Linked DNA regions of Homo sapiens: regions 2 and 3 are each linked to region 1. Evidence: chromatin loops called from intact Hi-C (ENCODE). Cell type or tissue: PC-3. All regions are shown on one strand. Region 1 has its middle 190 kb from the start of TANK-AS1. Region 2 has its middle 170 kb from the start of RBMS1. Region 3 overlaps RBMS1 (RNA binding motif single stranded interacting protein 1).

Region 1 (8,000 bases):
GGTAAGAAATGTTATATCTAGGCTGGATTTCAGGGATTTGTATCATTCTTTGTGAGGGAAATTACCATTCAAAATGACATTAAACATTTTTGTAAGCAAGTATTCTTTCTGAATAAAGCATAAAGGAAAAAAAAGGATATTGACAATCAGTTTACCAAGGAAACTGGGGAAGCTGAAAAGTTAGGCCAGGTAAGAAATTAAAAACTTCCATTATCTACTTGCCAGTTACCAGGCTGCCTAATTCAGGAGGAAATGCATCAGTGAGGTTTTAGGATGAGACAAATGACTAATTCTAACAAAGGGGAATAACCCCTCATGGCATAAAGTGTTTGTGTCATGAACAAGAACTGGTTTAGTCAGGAATACATGCGTGATCCTTTAGGTAATCATAGCACCATTACGTCCAACATTTTAGCAAGGTGAGGTAAAGCAAAAGACACCGATTTAAATACAACTCAAGAACAGATCAGAAATCTTGGCTGAAATGGATTTTAAAATAACTTCTAAAAAAGCCTAGAGGCTAACTAAAAACGTTAATGCAAACACATGAAAATTGTTTGCCAAAAATAAAATGTCCAGGTATTAGGGATGAATTAAAGATTAGGTAATTAAATAAATAATTTTAGAAGCACATTGCAAAGTTTTCTGAAATCAGTAATAACAAGATTATTTTTAAATATATCAGATCACAAGCTATGTAGATACAGAAAAGTTATATTGTGGATAAAAAAGAAATAATGTAGAGCCAATGAATTCACTTATTCTTTTTTTCCTGATAAGAAAAGTGATCACCATATAAAAAAGAATTCAGAAAAGACAGATTTTTCTCCCTTTTTCTGACTTTTTATTACCTGAAAAATTTGAAAACATTTCAAATTTGTAATGAAACCCAGTTTTAAGGAAAACTGCTTGAAAAAAGTTCCATAGCTTTTTTATTTTTTATTTCAAAGGAAGATGTTAGAGAAAGATGTTAAGGCTGAACTCCATTTCCAAATTAATATTGGAAGCAGATAGTTGTGAGGTATGAAGGAAAAAGTCAGGGCACAGCAAGATCACTGGAAGTGGCTGATAACCACCCAAGATCTTCTAATGGACTCCAAACAGGGCTATTGTTCAAGACATAACAGCTGTGCATTGGGCCACTGTGGCAGTGGCTGCCATGTGACTCCAAATGCTCTAGGGGTAGTGGTTAGAACCTGCTGGTAAGCCTATAAAGTCTGTGATGAAAGGTAAGATTCCAAATAAGCAACAGGTGAAATATTTTTGGGGGTTCTGGCAACAATGCTAGTACAGAGAAAACTGTGTCTGATTAATCTGCTAGTTATTTCTAGAAACAGTTTAATTAAAATTTTTTTCAATCGTGAAAGCAATGTATCCTCATTGGGAAGAAAAGGAAATACAGAAAAGTATAAAGAAGAAAATAAAAATCCGTTATCATCATCCCACTACTCAGCAATACCCATAATAATGTCTTGAAGTGTATGCTTACAGTTTTCCCCCATACATATGTTTTCTGTCTTTTGTAAATTTTGTATAAAAATAAGATAGTACTATTTTGTGGTACGCATCTTTCACATAAAAACATACAAAATGCAAATCTATGTCAAAAAATATATAGATTTTTTCTAATAGTGGTATTGCTTGGATATTACGTAGTTTATGTAACTAATCTTCTATCTTTTAAATATGTAAATTATTTCAAGTTGCATAATTTAAATAAATTACTTTTAAAATCAGATATTTGGCATTCAGTATATTCTTTATGTGTATTAATCCATACATATTTCTGAATCACATTATACCCTCAGAGTATAATATTATGCTCTGTGCAGCATCTAGCATATCAGACAATGATAGTATCTTTATCCATACTCTGGAAGGGATTTTAAAGCCCTGGCATGCAATATTTCACTGTTGAAAACAATGCAAAGCCAAACATCCTTGCTTGCTTATTTCTTAGGATGAATTTCTAGAAGTTGAATTCCAAGGCAAAAGGGGATGCACATTTTTAAGGCTTTTGCTATATACTGTGAAACTGGCCTCTTGAAAGGTAAGCCAGTTCAGCCCCATACGCCATTTCCCCACACTCTTCTCAACACTGTATATATTTACCTACCATTCTGTTTAATCTTTATGAAGCTGATGGGTTAAAAAATGCATCTCATTCTAATTTGCAGCCCTTCAATTACTAATGAGGTTGACTATTTTCTTACAGCAATTTGTCTATCTTTTTCTTAGGAATTGTTAATACATATTCTTTCTGTGAAATTTCTGGGGGAGTATTATGTGGTGCAAACAATGGGAGAATCCACTGATTTAATTTATTTTTATAAGAATGTTAAGTTTCTGGGAGGCAAGGCCATGTCAGCAATGAGTTGGACTCCTGGACTCACTGCTGATTTGTGTTAATGATAGGGCCTTAACTTGTAGGGAAAGACTGATCTGACATCTTAAAATATGATCAGAAAAGGAAAGGGTGTCATGGGCTTAATAATACACTGTTGGGAGCAGAATACGGGAACATCTCCTGAGACTGTGTGAAGAGATAGAAAATGGTAGCTAAGACTAAAATGTTGCTGGTAAAGTATTATAGTGGTGGTAGGAAACACTTACTTCAAATACTTTCAAAAACATTTCATTTCCACTCAAAGTCTTTAAAAGCCAACTGTTCAATGTTTTCCAGATCACTGTTTTTTAAAAAATTAACATACAGTAAAATAGACTTTTTCATGGTGTTAATTCTATGAATTTTAACACGTGTAGATTTAACCACCACCACAGTTAGGATGTGGAACACTTACATCTCCCCCCAAAACTTCTTTGTGCTACCCTTTCGTACCCACACCTGTCCTCTTGGCAACCACTGGTCTGTTTTCTGTCACTTCAGTTTTGTCTTTTCAAGAGTGTCATATAATTTTACATTCCCATCAGCAATATATGAGTGATCCAGTTTTCCATATCCTCACCAGCACTTGGTATTGTCAATATTTTTTATGTTAGCCATTGGGATAGGTGTATGGTGGTATGTCATCATGGTTTTAATGTGAGTTTCCCTAGTAGCTAGTGATGTTGAGCGTCTTTAATTTGGCACCCATATCTCTCCTCTGGATAAGTCTCTGTTCAAGTCTTTTGCCTGTTGTTAAATTGGGATATTTCCTTACTGTTGAGTTTTGAGAATTCTTTATACATTCTGGATATAAGTGCTTTGTAGGATATGCAATTTGCAAATATTTCCTCTCAGTTCTTCTATTATTATTATTATTTTTAGACAGTCTCGATCTTGTTGCCCAGGCTGGAGTGCAATGGCACGATCTCAACTCACTGCAACCTCTGCCTCCTAGGTTCAAGTGATTCTCCTGCCTCAGCCTCCTGAGTAGCTGGGATTACAGGTGCCTGCCACCACGCCTGGCTAATTTTTGTACTTTTAGTAGAGACAGGGTTTTGCCATGTTGGCCAGGCTGGTCTCCAACTCCTGACCTCAAGTGATCCGCCTGCCTCAGCCTCCTAAAGTGCTGGGATTACAGGTGTGAGTCACTGTGCCCGGCCTTTCTATTTTCTTAACAGTGCCCTTCATATAGTAAAAGTGTCAGATTCTGGTGAAGTCTCAGGATCTGTCTTGAATATGCTGTGTGGATGCTGGTGGGTGATTCAAGCTCCCAATCTCAATCTCCCCCTCATCTCATCCCCATATAGTATGTGGTCTCCACACCCAATTCCCAGGACTTCCCCTTCACCTCTCCTGCTCACAAAAGTCAATTCCATTGTTAATTACATAATGCAAATAAATACTTGATTTGCTTTCAAAATTAATTCAGCATGAGGCATGTTTATTACATGTTTATACATATATATGTTTACCCATTTCAAAGTCATATACCTTTTGGAGGTAGACACTTGGTCTTCTATTCTTGCCTGAGCAACACCTGGAATATCAGAAGATGATAGAGTATCATCACTGGAAGGACTTAGAACCCTGGTCCTAAACATGTAGCCTGTGGATCAGCAGCATCAGCATTGCCTGGGGGCCAGTAGAAAGTCAAACTGTGACCCTACCCCAGGCCTATGAGTTAGAATTTGTATTTTAATGAGATCCCCAGGTGCACATTAAAGTTTTTGAAGCAAGCTGTACAGCTCATCTGGTTCTCACTCTTACTTTCCAAAGAAAGATACTGAGGTCCAGAGAGAACAAGGCTAGCCTTCCAGGCCAGTGGTAACTGGGGCTACAACCAGGGTGAGAACCCAGCCCTCTTTCTCCATGGCTTGTGTGTTCTGCACAGCACCACCTGCCTCCAGCGTTTTGGATGACTGTACACCTCAGCCTGTATGGGGAGCATCTGCATTTGTCCTAATGTGGTCTTTCTCCAAAAAGACTCCTGTCACTTCTTATTTCCAATATCCCCTAGGGATATCCAACTTTCAAAATGTAGACTTCTAAATTTTCATAGAGAAATGAACTAAACACTCTTTGGGGGAATAAAGTGATTCTTTTCCCCTTGCATTTGTTTACTTCTCTGTAAGCTCCTGAGATGGCTAACACACTAGTTGTTAATCACACCATCTGTTCAAACAGCATTTCTAAATCATTCGATTCATACTTTTCTTTTTAAGGAATTTTTTTTTTCTGAACAATATGTTTGTGCCTGTGTTCCTCCCATCATTTGGCAATGCAGTTTGAGCTATTTAAACTTTCCTATTTATTGTAAATGGCTTTTCAATCAGCAAATATTTTTTTAAATGTTCATACACCACAAAAAGCTGTGTCTACTGACTTTTCAAACATTGGAAACAGTAGAAAAATCTGTTCCAGTCTGTCTGCTGTCAAATTTTTAACCATCTGATTATATTTCAATGAAGTGTTTAGGAAGATGATTTATCTGGCTGACCCTGGGAAATTTTCCTCATTGGCCCTGAAGATGGCAGTGCTCTGCAATTTAGTACAACTCTTCACTTTTTTTTTCCCCCTCCTCTAAAAGGAATTTCTGGAATGGCAGAAAGTGGGGGAGGATTCACTAAATCTGAACCTTCTAACGCTTAGCATAAACCTCTTCTGAACCCTGGGACAATTTGGTTTATCTTTTGGTCCCTTTTTGTTGTTGTTGTTTAAAGCTGTACCCAATGCATTTCCTGTTTCCAGCCCGGATCAGAAATGGAAATAGTTTAAAGGTTATTCTCATATCATGGGTAACCAGGAAGTGCCTATATAGCTTACTGAGAAGCTGCTTTTCACAAGACTGCTTAGCTTTAAAAACAAACAAACAAAAAAATCTAACAAAGGCTCAATCCAAGATAAGCAGGAGCTAAGAATACTGGCGATTCTGAATTCCTACTGGACCACATCTTTGGGAGCCGGCCTCTCCTGGTTTCCTCTTCTTTTTTTTTTTTTTTTTTTTTTTTGAGACGGAGTCTCGCTCTGTCGCCCAGGCCGGGCTGCGGACTGCAGTGGCGCAATCTCGGCTCACTGCAAGCTCCGCTTCCCGGGTTCACGCCATTCCCCTGCCTCAGCCTCCCCAGTAGCTGGGACTACAGGCGCCCGCCACCGCGCCCGGCTAATTTTTTGTATTTTTAGTAGAGACGGGGTTTCACCTTGTTAGCCAGGATGGTCTCTATCTCCTGACCTCATGATCCACCCGCCTCGGCCTCCCAAAGTGCTGGGATTACAGGCGTGAGCCACCGCGCCCGGCCGGTTTCCTCTTCTTAACAACGGAGGCCTGCTGCCTGCTGACATTCTTTATATTTCATAGCGGGGTCTGGAGGGGTTTAGAGGGACACATGCTCAGGCTTCAGGCAGGATAGACCAGAGGGCAATTTCTTGGTCCTGTCATTGTTAGGGTATGGACATGGGAACAGAGGCGGGGACAGGAGTGTGTAGCCTTACCCAACTTTCTTTTGGGATTGTGAAAGTTTGGTGACAATTCAGCTAGCCAGAAAACATTTATTAAAAACAATTAGGGGAGAGGCCTTATATTAAATGTTGTTATAAATAATAATAAACAGCAATATTACGTGCCATAAGCCAATTCCCTTGATAAATATTTTAGCAACATCTCATTTAATCTTTACCCACAACTGTATGAGGTAGGTAATATACCTATTTTTTTTTAATATGTTAACTGAGGGACAGAGGGGATAGGAAATGTGGTTAAGGTCCCACAACTTGTATGTAAAGTTGTTGAGTAAAATGTCCTATGGCATTGCCTAGGGCACTCCTCAAAGTGTGGTCCCTAGACCTGCACCATTGGCATCACTGGGGAACTTGTTAGAAAGGCAAATTCTCCATCTGCGCCTGGGACCTGCTGAATCTGAAACTCTAGTGGTGGAACCTGACCATCTGTGTCTTAACAAGCCCCCCCAAGTGATTCTGATGCACATTAATGTTTGAAAACCATTGGACTGGACTAGGCAGTTATCTGTGGTAACTTGGCAGAAAAAGATGGCGCTCCAGTGCCAAAGTGCTGAATGCTGTGGAAGGGAAGTCCTCACTAGCTGCCAGTGGGAAGGATGGACAGGTAGCATAGCCCCTAATGTACATCCTTGTTTGGGCGAAGGCTGGGCTGGCTTTAAACTTGCTTCTACTCTTGTCCTTGAGGTGAAGGGCATCTTCCAGGAGGACATTTCTCTCACATCACTTCCCACCACCTATTTTCCAAACCTTCCCCCAGGCCTGGGGAATTCTTCTCTGGCTTTGAGGGGATGAAGGGATTGGAGATGGAGGTATAAATGAGGACAACTACCAAGGAATCATCTCATTTTCTTCTAAATCTTTCACTCGCCTTTTGAAAGTCCAAAGCCAGGAAAAGATTCCTTTCTTTTCTACTTTCTGTGATCTTCTCCTCTATCAGACAATGAGCTTGGAACAGGTGGAATGGAAGGTGAAGAGAGATAAAAGTAGGAAGGAGAATATACTGCTTAGTGTTTCAAAATTATTGCAACACACTGGAATCCAAACTACTAGGTTTTTCATACTCCTCCTCAAAATGCCTTGGGCAGAGATCTCGGCACACAGGAATAGAGCTATCTCTGAGTTCTTGAAAGTGATTTGAGAAGCTCCACTTACATCTTCTCAGTGGAAAAAATCTCTCCTCTGTCAAGGATCTAATGTAACTTGTTTCTTCTTAGAAGTTTGCTCTTTTAAGTAAAGCTTAGATCTATTTGGACATTTATTATTTAGAATGCAAATTTCTTCCTAAAGAATACACCTTACTTTGCCAGATGCTTGCTGGGAATACCCTTCTCTTTCTTTCCATCTGTCCTCTCTAAATCCCTCCTTCAGCATCCATCTTAATTTTAAACTACGCTTTAAAATATTTGCTGATCACTCCAGCCAGTATTGCTCTCTGCCTTTTCTTACCACTTATATCACTTACATGTTTGCTTTCAATTTAGAAACTTCTTTTATACTGTCTTATTTTATTTTCTATTTCAAGTCAGATTATTTCATGTATAAACATGTTTTGTCTCCTCTAAACATTATAATCTTACAGGGATGGGAATCCCTTCAGTTAAGGAGGAAACGACTTCCTCTCTATCACTTCATGATAATGTGAATGCTGAGGTTATTTTAAGATTGCGTTGTACTGTGGATCTGTATTTGGGACTAGGTCATACCCACACCAGGGACGCAGCTGCAGCTGAAAAGTAAGGTTAAGCCTAGTGTCTGTCACTAAGGGAAGGAACATATGTATTAGACCAGCACAGACGGCGCAGGAGAGAGGAAGGGAGTGCTGTCCTGGGCTTGACTTTGAGGGAGGGTTGAGATATCTATGGTGTGTAGAAGTGAAGGGGAGGTGGGGAGATTGTGGTCGTGAGGTGTGTTAAAGCCAGTATCTGTCACATGGAGGTCTGTACTTAAGGTTATTTTTAAATGATGCTCAGAGACCCTTTAGGGATTCCAGAAGGTTCCAGAGAGGACTCTCAGGGATCTCCTTAAGGTGAAGGTCAGTAGAAAAGTAGAACCTGACGGAGTTTTATCTCTTCACTTACTAGAACAGCTCTAAGAATTT
Region 2 (8,000 bases), 300 kb after region 1:
TCACATATAGTTACCTGATTTAGTAAGTTACTAAGTGTGGCAGATTGTGGTTTCCAAAAATGGCCACAACAATTCTTTTCATCCCGTATGTTCTTCCAGAGCCTTCTATATCTCCTTTCTTGAACCCAAGTCAGCTTTTGTGGTTTCCTCAATTAACGGTTCACAGCAAAAGCATCACCATGTAATTTTTGAACATAAGTTATAAAAGACAATACAGCTTCCTCCTAGCTCCCTTTCAGGTCACTTGCTTTTCGAACCCAGTCACCACGCTATGAGGAAGCCAAGAACTTACATGGAGAGACAAGGCGCAGGCATTCCTGCCCACATTTTTAGCTGAAGTCTTAGCCAACAGCACCTACCATACATGTGAGTAAACAAGGCTTCCCAATATCCTGGCCTCCACACATCCAACCCTGGTTTATATCACATGGAACAGAGATGTACAGTCCCCTCCAACCCTGCACAAATCACTGGATCATGAGTTAAATAACTGATGGTTGTTTTAAGCCACTAAGTTTGGGATGCCATTTATCTACTATTCAGCAATAGATAAATTGAATCTTAAGTGTAAAATAATTTTATTTTAAAAAGTGTTATTATGTAACACATGCCTCATGTTTTTTAAATGAACTTCAAAAAGGGACAGGCAACTTAAGCAAAAACTGAATTATGGCTTTTTCTACATGTACAGGAGGCATAATTCTATTTAATAATTTTAATGTTTGAATGTAGTTAAAATTAATTAAGTCTGGGCACAGTGGCTCGTGCCTGTAATCTCAACACTTTGGGAGGCTGAGTGGGCAAATCACTTGAGGTCAGGAGTTCAAAACCAGCCTGGCCAACATGGTGAAACCCCGTCTCTACTAAAAATATAACAGATTATCCGAGCATGGTGGTGTGTGCCTGTAATCCCAGTTACTCAGGAGTTTAGGGCAGGAGAATTGCTGAACCCGGGAGGCAGAGGTTGAGGTGAACCAGGAACATGCCACTGCACTCCAGCCTGGGCAACAGAGCAAGACTCCATCTCAAAAACAAAAACAAAAAAAAAAACAATTTAAGTACTACCTCACAACCATTAAGATGACTACTATTAAGAAAAACAGTAAATAATAAATGTCAACCAGAATGTGAAGGAATTGATACCCTTGTGCATTGTTGGTGGACAAGGTTTAGCTGCTGTGGAAAACAGTATGGTGGTTGCTCAAAAACTAAAAGATAGAATTACCATATGATATAGCAATCCCACTTCTGGGTATATACCCAAAAGAATTGAAAGCAGAGTCTCTAACAGATATCCATGTTCATAGCAGCATTATTCACAATAGCCAAAAGTTGAAAGCAACCCAAGTGTCCATCAACAGATGAATGGATAAGCAAAATGTAGAACATACACACAATGGAATATTATTCAGTCTTAAAAAGGAAGGAAATGCTGTCACATGCTACAACACAGGTAAACCCTGAGGACATTATGCTAAATGAAATAAACTGGTCACAAAAAGACAAATACTATATGATTTCATTTATATCAAGTATCTAGAGTACTCAACTCATCATGATAGAAAGTAGAATAATGGTTGCCAGGAGCTGAGGGCAGGGGGAATAAGGAGTAGTTGTTTAATGGATATAGAGTTTCACAGTTTTACGAGATAAAAAGACTTCTGTAGATTGGTGGCACAGCACTTTGTGTACAAACACTACTAAACTGTATGCTTAAAATAGTAAATTTCATGTTGTGTATATTTTACCACAACTAAATGTTTTTTTAATTAATCAAGATGTTTTTGATCTCAATGATTCCAGAGTTCACCCTACTCTTAGTCATTCTCTCATCATATAGGCATAGCTAATATTTATTATCCAATAAAATCACCAGATTTCCTTCTAGATTTGCAGAAGCAAAATGGCTCATGAAATTTAACAATGTTTAGGCCAATAAACAGTTTGGGAATCAGACACTTATCTCATTGGTTCGTTAATAATGCATTCTATAACCAATATATGGTGGCATGTAACATCTTTTTTAAGGCTGATGATCAAGGTCTTGGTCAGTGTTTATTTCTATCAAAGTTCAAATCTTGTGATCTATTATAATTCATTCACATTTTATATTTCAAGTTTGAAATACATACAAACTATCTGATTCTCATACAGTTATATTTCTAGATGTGATTTCATTGATGTTTATGGTAGAGGATTACAATTTACAAAACTATAAAACCTGCTTTATTTGCCCTGTGTGGCAAATAGTTCAGCTTTCTCATTTTACATTGCTGAACGAGTTGAAAATATTTTGCAATTACTTCGGTTATTAATTTCAAAAAAAAATTCTATCAGTATTTCTATGAGGGATTTGTAATTGTAATTTCAGAAGCCACACGCCCAACGGATGGACTGTTTTTTTTTAAAGATACCCAAAAGCAGGGTTGAAGTTTGAAAACAAAGAGAAAAATCATAGTTAAAAAAATAGTATATAGTTTTTTATTAAAATGAAAAAAAATCATGTAAGAAACTATAACGAGGTCAGGCGCGGTGGCTCATGCTTGTAATCCCAGCACTTTGGGAGGCAGGCGGATCATGAGGTCAATAGATCGAGACCATCATGGCCAACATGGTGAAACCCCATCTCTACTAAAAATACAAAAATTAGCTAGACATGGTGGTGCATGCCTGTAGACCCAGTTACTCAGGAGGCTGAGGCAGGAAAATCATTTAAACCAGGGAGGTGGAGGTTGCAGTAAGCCAAGATCACACCAATGCACTCCAGCCTGGCAATAGAGTGAGACTCCATCTCAAAAAAAAAAAAAAAAAAAAAAGAAGAAGAAGAAATTATAATGAGAACTAATTTTAGAATTTAAATTGTTCCTTAATGCTTTTTGTTTATTTATGTTGAAAAGGAAGGCTACTCATATCAGAGATACCTTCATGATGACAGTGCTTAGTAAGTGATTTGTAGTTACTTTTGCTTTCTGTCTTAATACTTGGGTATCACACACAGAAAAATTAAGAAGAAAAATAAAAAAAGGAATTTCCACTCAACATTTCCCAATTTGAGATTATTTTTCTATTAGGAATAATTTCAGAATTTTGTCAAGCAATTTTCAAATAATAATACTTTTTGTGGTTTATAATACCATAATCCACGTGGTTCAGTCTCAGAGCAGTATTATGGCTAAAAGTATACAGTCCTTGCAAACAAATTTAATTTCAAAATAAATGAAGCCCTTTTCTTGTATGTACTGAACACTATGATGAAGACACATGAGTTTCAGCAATTCTTAAAATCCTCTTTTTTCTCCCCTCCACCCAACACTATCATATATAATGTCTGTTCCTGGACCTTTCTCAAATCTCCAAAAAATCTCCTCTACCTTCAACCTACATGACTTTTTCTATTATTTTTCCACTTACTTTTCTTCTTCTAGCCCCTCATTATACAAATTGACATTATATATAAATGGGAAATAAAATGTATATTGACACTAAATCATTCTCCCTCATCCTCCTACTATTCCAATGAATCTCTCTGCCTGTTATTCTATTCTTTCTCTTCAAAGTCAGGAGAAATGGAAAGACACTTTTTGAAAGAGAAAAAACAATGACTGAACAAACCTGAAATTCTCTTTTGCAGACAGGTGGTAAGTATGAGAGAGAAACTAAAAATCTTCATACACCCATAATTTTTAGTTCGTTGCATTCTAATGGCTACAAAATTTACTGCCCTTTCAATGAAAGTATAAAGCTGTTCACAGAGAGTATCTAAACTTAAAATCCTGAAACCATCATTCCATTCAGACCATAATTTTTAAATAACATCAGCAGCAAGAGCTTAATAAATTGAAGGTTCTCCTCACTTCCTTTTAAGTACCTCAGAGAATTTAAAACCTAGAAGAGAGAGTTAGTTCAACTGTTTTTGCTCTACACATTTTTGCTTTGGAGAGTTGTAGTGGTTTGGGTTAAAATTTTGACCCTAAGCACTGTGATATTCCCTCCCACGATGTGAGTCCCAAGAAACATCTGGAGTCTTCTGCAATGGGTCTCTGAATTTTCATTTCCCTACGTGGTACATATACAGGTTGCACATTATGATTTAATCAGCTGTCTAGAAAAATAGGCTCTTAGAATTCTAACACACTGGAACCAGTTGTGGTGTTTTTAAAGTAACAGCAGGACCACACTTACATCCTAAGACAGCACTCAGTCAAGAGTTCTTTATATCTCTTTTACAGTTCCTCTCTTCATACAAAGTAAACTTTTCTTCCTTTGGTCAAAAGGACATAGGACGAGCTATCTAAATGAAAGCACAGTTCTCTTGTGTCTGATGAATCACTAAGTGACTTGGTTCAACATTAGGTCACTGTGGAACACAGACTGTAACAGAAACACATAAAAGCTCTGACAGGGGAGGGGAGAGATGCTATTCTGGAATATCGTTGCCAGAGTAACATAAACCTTGTGTGTTTTCACAAGGAAATGAGTCACTTGTTTCTGTTGGCTAAAACTCTGTTTTCTTTAATTTCATATTTTAGCTGTCTAATATATGCTGAAAGAGCCCAGGGTTTCCAGTCTTCAGACGGAGATAACTTGCTAATTAAAAGCTCAACAGAGGGTTTTGCATGGTAATTAAACAGAACTGGATAAAAGAAACACTCAAGCAAACAGGAGCACATAGCAAATGCAAGGGTGAGAGCACTCAAACCACAATCAGTCCTCTAAGAGGGCCTGGGGAGGGGGAGCAATACCCATTGAGATAATTCAGAAGACAACAACAACTACAAATAACATTCACTGGACCCAATTTGCTAAGAAAAAAGTATAATATACTCAGACAAACTCAGGATATTTTGCCTGGAATTATTGAGTTATTTTCACGTTTTCCTTTTTTTTTTAAGATTTACCATTAGAAAGACTTACAGCAGGGGCTACACACACAGAAGCCGTCTGAGCTTGGCTGGTGACAAACTAGTGATGCAGGCTGACTATGGGACAACAGGGAGTGATGGGGACTATGGCATTCAGTCAAAAAGTTTAAAATGCTGTGCTTTGCATAATGTATTTAATATTTTACCTGTGAGCCAGATTCATCCTATAGGGTACTAGATCGGGACCTCTGTTCTTGAGTGGCAAGAAACACATGCTTCTTCATTTTTATTTGAAGACTGGCTTTCTTTTAAATATATCCACTGATAAAAATGTCAATATTCATTCAAACTTTTAAAATTATTATTGATATAGATGTCTATATTAAGAATCCTGATACTTAATATATACATACATACATATATATGTGTATATGTGTGTGTGTGTGTGTGTGTGTGTGTGTGTGTAGTTCTCCTCCAGTTTCTTTGCTTTTACGTCCCAAAACATATGGCCATTTGGTACTACTCTGCCTATATTTTTTCTCCCTGTTCTTCTTGATACCTCTTTAAGCAAATAGTCATTACCATCTACCTCTAATGGGTTACAGCCTCTTCTCCCACACCCCAGAAACCTATTCTCAACTGCCCACTTTACCGGAACTGTTGACCTCTTAATCGCCCGCCCTAGTGGACTTTCCAGCCCTGATTCCCTTAGGCCTCCCTAACTCTGTTAGTCCTTACTGGGGACACTCCTTGTTTGTAATACTCTTCTTCATCAGTTTCCCCCTTAACCAAACTATGTTAATTCTCTTTATCCTTCAGTCCTCTGTTGACTTCCATATTTAAATTATCCAAGTCTGACCTCTCTCCCTAATTACCTTCTGAATATTTTTACTGATATCCAATATTCCACTCCAACATAATATTTTAAAAATCACACTCCCCATTTTCCTCCTCTAAACCAGCATCTCTTCCTGACTTCTTTATCTCTGTCAATGGTACAATCATTCTCTCCACAAGACAGTCTCAAACCAAGAAGCTGTCTTTGATTCTTCCCTTTCCTTTCTTTCTCCTACACACAGGATTAGTCGCCAAGCTTGTTGGCTCTTGTAAAGTAATCTATTCTATATCCAAGCCTTCTTTTCTGATCTCATAGCCACACCCTTGACCAGAACCTTGGTTATTATCACTTAATGCCTAATGTATTCCAACACTTCCCTAATCAGTCTCTGCCTGCAATCTCTCAGTGCTGCAACCCATCCTGCTCACTGCAGCCAGATATGCTGTATTTTAAACTCCGCTGTCATGGCTGACCCCTGCTCAAAGCTTCCAGTGACATCCTGTGCCTGTAAGTGCAGACATGGCAGTGTAGTGTTCAGGTTCTCCAGGAGGGTACCTCCTCTTACATTCTTATTTTCCTCATCTCCCACCTGAAGTCCTTCTCTTTCTGCACTGTTTCACTCCTTGTCCTTGAGCCTTCCCACCACCCAAATGATGCCCCCCCCTTCTAGAAAAAATGACCCTTCCCATTTTACCCCTACCCACTTTCGTGGCTCACCTCACTGACCACCTCCTCCCAGAAGCCTTTCCTGATCATATAGGCACTTTCTGCCATATTTCAGCTTGTGTTTATCAAAGACTTCATGAGTTTGGGTCTTGTGCTCTTCAAGAATTCTTAGCCCTCTAAACAGAAGAAGTCTTGTTCATGTATACTGTAGTCACAATGATATAGTTGCAATAGCTTTTCTATAATTATTTCTTGAATAAAGATGGTAATTATCTTAATACTGGCATCTATAGCTACTAAGTTGTACAGAGTGGAATATACATCTTAATGAGTGTGTTTTCAAGATTTTCATAACTTTTTACAGACATTTGTTCATCTTTCATGCATGTCTGAAAGATTTAAGAACATTAATTAAATGTCTAATCAATTTGTATCATAATTAACTTCTATCCAAATCCTTATTTAGCATCCATGTTCTTTCTTTTCTCCTTAGAAACATTTTCTTCTTCTCAGAGATATTTCTTCCTGCAATTGTATTTGTATCATATATACTTTATCAATTCTCATTTTTTAAAACCTGTTATTCAGTTTTTAGAATTTTAACTCATAATGTAGAATGTATATAGTCTCCCATTTTTCAATTGACTAGGATAGTCTCCAATAATAGAATTGCTGGGTCTAAGAGTATATGATTTTGTAATTTTGACAGATACTATCAAATAGCTATTTATAATAGAATGAACTATTTTCCTCCCACAAAGATGATGTCTAAGAGTGCCCATTTCTCCAAAGTGGGACTAACACAGTGCATTATTCAAACTTTTGGGGTTTTGTCAGTTTAATAGGTGAAAAATCGATTAAGGGTAGTTTTTAACAATTACCTTTGTTGCAGTATAATTTATATAATAAAATTTGTTTTAAGTATATAATGTTTTGAGTTTCGACAAACATATATGACGGTATTAATGTAATCACAACCACAAACATTATATAGAACATGTATAGAACATCACACCCAAAATCCTTCATGCCCCTTTACAGCAAATTCCCTAACCCCATCCCAAGCCTCTGACAACCATTAATTTGCTTTTAGCCACCATGGTTTTGCCTTTTATAGTACTTCATGAGGAATTATACAGTAGGCACTCTTTTCTGTATGGCTCCTCCTATTAATAAAATGTTTTTGAGCATCATCTGTGCTGATGTGTGTACCAATCTTTCATTCTTCTCTGTTGTAGCATAGTACTGCATTGTAGGGATAAATTAAAATTTGTTTATCCACTTACCAGTTAATAGACATATTGGTTATTTTCAGTTTGGGCCTATTATGAATAAAACCATCATGAATAATTGAGTATAAGCATTCCACATGGACAGTTCTATGCAAACCTGCCCCCTAAAGCCTAAGGATGCTGAGAGGCCAAATAAAGAGGCTAACAAATCCAGTTTCTTAAAAATAAATATTTAATAGGGACTTATAAGCAGAAACGATGTCTCAGGTGGCTGTGAGACAGTGGATACCCACACCTGCCCTTTGGAAAATATCTTTTCTATAGCAAGCTTTTAGGGCAAAACATGTGCAGCTGGTCACATCTCAGATTTTCTTGCCAAAACTCATGACTACTGGAGAGGTT
Region 3 (8,000 bases), 620 kb after region 1:
TTCATACATGCATTTGATATTTTGACAGAAAATCTCAGTTATGTCTATTTTCTAATGTATCCTTAGTATAAAATCTGCTGGTAAGCATGGATATTTAGAAATTTAGCCAATCTTCGTTATTGTCAGTTGACCTTTTTCTTTAGGGTATCTTTTTGTTACTCCTAGGCATGATAAAGAGCCATTCTGTCTTCTAATGCCCAAATACTGCACACAAGCTGTTGGCAAACCCGTTTTAATATCAGCCTTAGCAGAAGTTAATTGGGGAGCCGGCACTGGAAATAATTATCATAACCATAAGAATTTTTTTAAAAATCACCCTTTCCTTCTCTGTGATTGAAGATAGTATTTACATCCTTTCCTTGTTCCTTTATATGAGCCTTGGATTTCTGTAGCAGCAGCTTGGGGATATTTAACCATTATACGAAGGTGAAAGTACTGTCATCAGGAATAAAAGCCTCTAAAATCTTTATTTGGCAGTTGTGCTTGGTTTTATGTAGAATTTCCTTATTGAGTTACTGTTGAATCTCAGAAATGTATAACTTTTCCCTTCATCTTTAGTTCATAATAAATGCATGTGAAAAAAAATTCTGTGTAATGTGTAAACATCTAAATAATGCTAGCAGCCAAAAATTGTCTAATGCTTGTTGTCTCCCGATAACTATGCCAAGTATTTTATTATTTAACCCTTAGAAGAGTTTTATGAGCAAAATTATCATCTCTAATTTTCTGTCTTAGTCTGTTATCTGCTGCTATAATAGAATACCACAAATTAGGTAATTTATAAAGGAAAGAAGTTAATTTGGCTATGGTTCTGGAGGCTGGAAAGTCCAAGAGCATGATGTTGGCATCAGGTGAGGGCCTTCTTGCTGCTTCATAACATGGAGGAAGAACAAAATGAAGTTGAAAGATATTTCTTTTTCTTATTGCTTAGGATAATACAGCTGATAATGGTGGAGCCAGAACTTAAGAATGGACAGTCTGACTCCAGAGCTCATCCTCTGAACCACTGTGCTTTCTGCCTCTCCAAGTGTACCCTGAATGCTACTTTATTAACTTCCTCTTTACCTCATCAGCACCCTTGCTTCCTCATCAGCACCACAAACTACAATAGACTAATTTCTCCAGGACCCTAAGAGATATTGGGCCATGATAGATTTAACAAGATTTTATTAGAAAAAGCACCTTTTCTTATGTCCACTTGAATAGCCAATAAAATAAAAAACTCAAAATAAAGGCAGGAGGATAGAGGAGGAACCTGTCTTTCCTGACATCTAGCAAAATAATCCCTTTTAGCATAGCTGGTCATATGAAACTCAGCTCCTGGTTAGCTGTCTAATGTGCAGCTCCCCAAGATTACACAGCATAGAGAAGGTATCCAACTTGTCATTTGCTAGGCGCCTGAGAGGGTTTGTGCATATATGAAAAGAAACAATTTTTTAGGGGTCACTGTCTTACAAGTCCTAATACTGCTTTAGAAAATAATGGGCATATAAGAACATTATAGTTTTGCTGTAAGTATAAATCTGATTAAAACATAAGATCAAGACACTTCGGGGAGAAGTGAATGGTGAATCCCATTTTTTTTGTAATTTAACAAATATTTATTAGACATTATGCCAGTGATTTTTCTAGATACTGCACTGAGACATTTTCCACCTTTAAGGAGGTGTAGAAAATGAACTTCACACATAATGTAGATCAGAATGTGAGAGATAGAAAGTTACTACTGAGATTACAAAGTAGGGAGTGATTGCATGTGATGGGGGGCATCAGGCAAAGTTTGGCATTTGAATGAATCTTCAGGATGAGCTAGGCAGCCCCACCCCAGCACTGAAGACAGGACTAGCTTGCCTACCTGCCCTGTCTGGTATTCACTGATGCCATGATGGGGGGAATCTTTAACACCAGAAGAGGACTTGTACTTCACTGAGAAGGTGGGTGATACATGCTGCCCCAAGGTTTGTCCTTGATAGAATGTGGGCCAGAGGGAGGGTAGAGGAAGAATGTGGTTCAAAGATGAGTATAAGATTTGGAGTCTTAAGAAACTGGGAATTTGATATCATTAACAAATATAGGGATCAGGAGAAAGAGTTTGTTTTTATTCTTACCTGGAAATTCTCATCTACTCTCAGGGGAAACTGCAAATTGAGTGCCTGTTTGCTTTATGAGTTAGTGTACTTTTGGTGTGGCTATTAAACAGAAAGAAGTAATGCATGAATTCCAGGCTGTTGAATCTTCAGTGCAGAAGAGAGACTAGTAATTAAACATTCTGTCAGCTGAAACAGGTGTTCTGTTTGTTTATTACTCACTGATTATTTATAGTGGATTCGAAACTCTCAGTCGAGATAGCCTGTATGGTCAGCAGTGATCTCCAATACTTAATTATTTTCTTAGATGTTTATACTTTGTTTTAGGTGTATAAATTATTTGAAAAGTTGTTTTTTATTTAATAAAGTGTTTGCAACTCCCTTGATTAGAATTGTTTGACTTCAAACTGGAGACTTTTGAGACGAAATTTCGTGAGAGAGCCGTGGAACTGAGTGGGAGGAAAGGAAGATGAGTTTCCATAAATGGTGTATCTAGAATTAGCGAGAAAGTAGACTCACAGCACAAACAATCCTGACCAAGTTTATGGTGCTGCCAGGGCACATGGACTTTCTCTCCTCTTGCCTGTCTATGCGCTTACTAACTTGGCCATGCCAGACTTAACGCTTGTCTAAATTGCTTAAGGGGCCAGGACCACTTGTCTCCCTCATTTTTTCTTTGTGCCATAGCATCTTCTTGCCTCTGTTAAGTGTCACATGTTAATAAAGGAATCTGCATGGGAGATCAGCATGTGTTTGAGTATCAGCATTTGCATGTACAGCTTTAGATTTCCAGATTTACAAAGGACACTTTCCTGCAGCATAAGGACTAGTTCTTTAAAGATGAAACAAAGAGACATTCATTTGTGGTCCTCGAAACAAATTGGGCCTGCTAGCCCATTTGGACAGGAGCACTGATGCTTTCCAAGTGGGCTTCCAAAGTGTTTCATCTTCACCTTCAAAGCCAGGCCATAAATTGTGGAATTGTTTTCACTGTCCCTTAATATGAGGCATAGCTTTTGCTCCAATGCTTAACCTATTTCAATGCCCCTGTGTAGCTGGCTAGATAATATTTTGTTTCTTAGATTTTCCTCCACCACCCCTATTCATTACCCTTAGTTTAAGTTTGACAGCATGCAATTACCTTTTAAAAGCCATACTTATTTAATTTTGGCTCTGATTTTTGAGGCACAAGAATTTGAGCATTTATTTAATTAAAAAGTTTATTGAACTTTTTTCATCTCTAGTCTGAATTACAGAACTTTACATCTCTTCTAGTCAAGTGGCTGTTAACGAGGAACACGCACCAGAATCAAAATTTACATGTCAGGTCCTTCTATAGATTCAGGAGTCAGAAGACAGAGAGATACTTAATGGAGAAACAGCATAACAGGCACTTATACTAAAGAGCACAGGCTCAGAGCTTTCCACCTGGCCCCGCCTCTTGTTTGAGCAAATTTCTCAACCTCTCTGTGCCCCAGTTTCCTTACCTATAAAGTCGGGATAATCATAATATCTGCAACGTAGGGTTCTTGTAGGGACTAAGTGGGTTAATGTCAAGTGCTCTGAACACTTTTGGCATGTATTAATGTTACTGCTACTGGGAAGCTTTTTTAAAGCTTCTAATGGTCAATCCCAGTTGAGAGCTTGATTTCGTCTTTTTATGTTATAACTGAAAAAGCTGAGGCTCAGGGAAGGTTAAATGACCTTTTTGGAGTCACAAAACTAGGAAGGGGCAGGCTTGGGAAAAGAGTCCATATCTCCTGAAATATCCACTCTTCTTGATTTGCCACTTTACTTTTCACAAGTGAATGTTACACTTAACTCTGCTCTTTATCATGAGGATGAAATATCTGTACTTCAGTTTCTTGCCAAAGAACTTAACTTTGTCCTCTCCACTGGGCAGGTCTTGACACAAGCTCTTCGAAGAAATAAGATTTATGAAGAATTGTATGAAGGATTTGGAGTTTCTTTGTTCATCACAGAGCTTCCCAACTTGGCAGACAGAGGAAAGGATAATATTTGTATTATGTTATATTGGCATTGAATTAGATTATGTTGGATTGCCACCTATGGATGAGGCTGGTCATTGCTGGAGGTGACAGGCCCCACCCAGTCTCCAAGGGTTGACAGAATCAGCATCTCCTGACATGTTTAAGAGAACTAGTCCAGCAAGTGTAGTTTTAAAAAAATGTTCAACAAAACTATATACAAAAATATTTATAAGTGGTATTTTTAATTATATGCTTTATAAGTACAAATTTACATTTATAAACTTATCAGGGAGAACAGTGAGACAGTTTTGATAAACTCAAAAATGTGGATAACAGTTGCAGAACAGTATCAGTAACATACCTAATTTATTTCTGTATTTTGTTTTGGTTGTATGACATTTGGAAAATCCTTATGCAGCTGCAAAAGGTTTTAATTTTTAACAAGCTCATTTTGTCTTGATATCCCCTTGAATTAATCTTAATAGAAACTGGAAATAATTTTTTTGCCTCAACATTGAATTCATAATAATACAGCTATTCACGTGCCTCATAATAGATATAAAAGTCAGACCAGAAGCACCCAAAACTTAGCATCAGTACCAGTCAATGATGTCACTTTATCATGATGCAACGCGGTAGGCACTTTAGTATTATACAGCTGTCTATTAGATCATGGTGAGGGTGTGTGCCAACTAGTTGTACCTGCTCTTGGCCTGGCATTTGTTTGAGCATGATGGATGTGTAGGTCATTTGTACAGTTTTATATGAACGGACATGTGCAGACTTGAATTTCCAAAAGAATACCAACGCAGAGTTACAACTTTCCTAATCGGTGACTCACTTATACAAAGAGATAGCAGGAGATACATTTGTCTAGTGTCAGCACTTGAAGCAACTTAATGTAGATGTGGTCATCAGTAAGTTAACATTTGTTGTGCTATATATTTGCCTGCATTTCCTATTATTTGTTTTTGTACTTAAAGGCTAAGAAGTCTTTAAATACAAAATATTCATATGGAAAATTGATGGAACCCCTAAAGTACTTCTTCAGAGCCTAATTTGGTAGCCACTGTTCCAAGGAATGTGCCATTTATCCCTGGATGCAGCAATATTATCAGAAAGCCTTGTGCATTAACCACATAGCTATTTGCCCTTGTAGAATTCCAGTACTTGGGCCCCAGGTGATCCCTTGACCGTGCATTGCACATAGAGTATGGCTTTTAGGAGGAACCACAGGAAGACGCTCCTTCCGGCATTAGAGCTGGGAAAAACAGAACTTCTCTTAAGCCCAGGACCTGGTTTTACTCTAATGAATACTCAATTTCGTAATGTTGTATTTCCCTATGTTCACTACTAAGAAGTTATGAGTCAGCTTTGCATCCAACATTAGCAGCTCTGCAGGATCTCACTTTCAGGTTCATGTGTCTGTGGAAAAACTACTCCTGGGTTGATTTTTTCTTCACTTACCTTGAACTTTATATCTATTTTTGTCTTGTGGTGTTGCATATATTTTTGCCAGCAGCCTCAAACTTTTTGGGGAAAGAGGTAGAAGCAAATGTTTCTCATGCTCTCTGTTTGACTACCCTTAAAATCACAGAAGGAACATTGCTTAGTCACCTTCTTTTTTCAGTTTGTATAGCAATCGTTATTTTTATTATCAAAGTGGCTCACTTGGGAATGCTGATATTTTGGATATCTAATGCATTTCCATTGGAAAGGAGAATCTGGTCCCTTCTCTTAATGGCCCTGCAAAGAAATTAGTGGATGCACAACAGTTTCCTGGACTGTCAGTAAACATTAAAGTCAGCAAATACTCAAAATCATGATTTCTAGCAACTTTTAGCTTGATTGACATCTTTGTTGAAAGTTTTTTAAAATGTGATTTTTCTTATACCCATTCTTGGTAGGAATTTACTTTGGCATTGAATTAATTGCCCCGCCTTTAATTATTTGAAGACAGGAAACATTCAGCAACTTGCCTGGATATGTGTTTCATATGCAGAGGTTTGTATTACCTGTATTTTGCCTGCTTAATAAATCACAATTTAAAAGTATTGGTTCTGACTTTTAAACCTCCTGTGAGGTATGCATCTGCTTCATTCTCTCTTTTTTTTTTATTATTTATTATACTTTAAGTTCTAGGGTACATGTACACAATGTGCAGGTTTGTTACATATGTATATATGTGCCATGTTTGTGTGCTGCACCCATTAACTTGTCATTTACATTAGGTATATCTCCTAATGCTATTCCCTCCCCCCTCCCCCTACCCCACGACAGGCCCCGGTGTGTGGTGTTCCCCTTCCTGTGTCCAAGTGTTCTCATTGTTCAGTTCCCACCTATGAGTGAGAACATGCGGTGTTTGGTTTTTTGTCCTTGAGATAGTTTGCTGAGCATGATGGTTTCCAGCTTCATCCATGTCCCTACAAAGGACATGAACTTATCCTTTTTTATGGCGAATAGGAACACTTTTACACTGTTGGTGGGACTGTAAACTAGTTCAACCATTGTGGAAGACAGTGTGGCGATTCCTCAAGGATCTAGAAATAGAAATACCATTTGACCCAGCCATCCCATTACTGGGTATATACCCAAAGGATTCTAAATCATGCTGCTATAAAGACACATGCACACGTTTGTTTATTGCAGCACTATTCACAATAGCAAAGACTTGGAACCAACCCAAATGTCCAACAATGATAGACTGGATTAAGAAAATGTGGCACATATACACCATGGAATACTATGCAGCCGTCTGCTTCATTCTCTACCTGAGTTCCTGATAAACCTCTTGATAAATTCCCAGCCTTGAGCATGAAGGAACATTCTTCTGGAAGCAGTTCATCATGCCATTGTTGTTCATTCCTTTCTTTTCCTCCTCTCCCCTGCTTTCCTTTCAATGTCTGCCTAACAGTACCAGCGTTTCCTTGGCTTGTGTAGACAGTAATGATATATCTGTTGTGAGTCTTTCTGGATTGCTTTTATTTCTTTACAGGGCTGTTCATTTGTACCTCATTGTTATTACACAGATGTAATGGTTTTTCTGACCTCTGATACTGCTAGACCAAGATGTACTCCATGGGTCCCACCACTGACAAATGTCCAGGGCAGAAGAATTTTAATACCACATTGAGGAGAAATGAGGAGATGCTTCCTAAATGATCTTGGATGGGAGCAGATTAGGCAGTCTTCCATTCTCCACTTGTAATGCTGTTAGTGTTTAAAACTTCCATCAGCAGGGTCCTCGGAGTGCTGCTGCCACACTGACACGGTTGCCAGGCTGTCTTACGATGGCTACAAGACCTTATATTTTCTGCCTCCTCTCCCCATAACTTCTCTGACTTTATCTCCCCTTACTGTCCTCCATCACTTCACTTCAGCCATAGTGGACTCCTTGGTGTTTCTTAAGTGCACCAGGCCTTCCACGTGCCTTACACCAGGTTTTCCTCCTCTGCCTGCACTGCTCCTCCCCTGGATCCTTCTGACTTGTTCCTTCATATCCTTCAGGACCTTGCTCATGTCACCTTCTCCATCAGCTTACTTCAGCCACCCTTTAAAAAATTGTAATCTGCCTCCACTTCACCTGGGCATTCTCAATCTCAACCCCCCTCCACCCCCCCACCCCGCTTTGCTTGTGCTATTGTCATAATACCATCCCCTAACATATTGTATAATTTGCTTATTTTTGCTTATTATAAGCAAAATCAGTAAATATTTTTGAATGAAAGAATAAAATGCTGCTTTATATGGCACAAAGGAAGGCTGGGTATGAGCCCAAATCCCTAATTGCGGAGGCATTTTTATCTTGATAGCCAAACTCATGACCTATTCCTGGGGTACATATTTCTCTCCCTCCCTCCCTTCCTTTCTCTCTCTCTCTCTCTCTCTCTCTCTCTTTCTGTCTCTGAGATGAGCAACTAAA

What was found. A loop is a pair of places that touch in the nucleus more often than their neighbours do. Peaks named below come from ENCODE experiments on the same cell type or tissue, not always from the same donor. Only the 100,000 strongest peaks of a DNase experiment are listed, where the experiment ranks them.
Region 2: it touches region 1 in a loop (5-fold over the local background); 8 of 110 quality-filtered maps call a loop at or near these places.
Region 3: a loop joins it to region 1, with 11 times the contacts of the local background. A loop is called at or near these places in 8 of 110 quality-filtered maps.

The regions. Positions count from the first base shown.
Region 1 is chr2:160,967,341-160,975,340 of GRCh38, reverse strand. No RefSeq gene overlaps it. Among named protein-coding and RNA genes, the nearest start is that of TANK-AS1, 190 kb to the left of the region's middle. In PC-3, CTCF peaks have their summits at 4,718 and 4,917 (motif pointing right); DNase peaks (open chromatin) are centred at 310 and 5,020; H3K4me3 peaks cover 355 bases; H3K27ac peaks cover 736 bases.
Region 2 is chr2:160,662,933-160,670,932 of GRCh38, reverse strand. No RefSeq gene overlaps it. Among named protein-coding and RNA genes, the nearest start is that of RBMS1, 170 kb to the right of the region's middle. In PC-3, no CTCF peak of the experiment used is centred here; a DNase peak (open chromatin) is centred at 4,382; H3K4me3 peaks cover 1,257 bases; H3K27ac peaks cover 2,326 bases.
Region 3 is chr2:160,349,528-160,357,527 of GRCh38, reverse strand. The region is part of intron 2 of RBMS1 (RNA binding motif single stranded interacting protein 1); the gene reads left to right. Among named protein-coding and RNA genes, the nearest start is that of MIR4785, 54 kb to the left of the region's middle. In PC-3, a CTCF peak has its summit at 4,146; DNase peaks (open chromatin) are centred at 2,157 and 4,807; H3K4me3 peaks cover 834 bases; H3K27ac peaks cover 4,370 bases.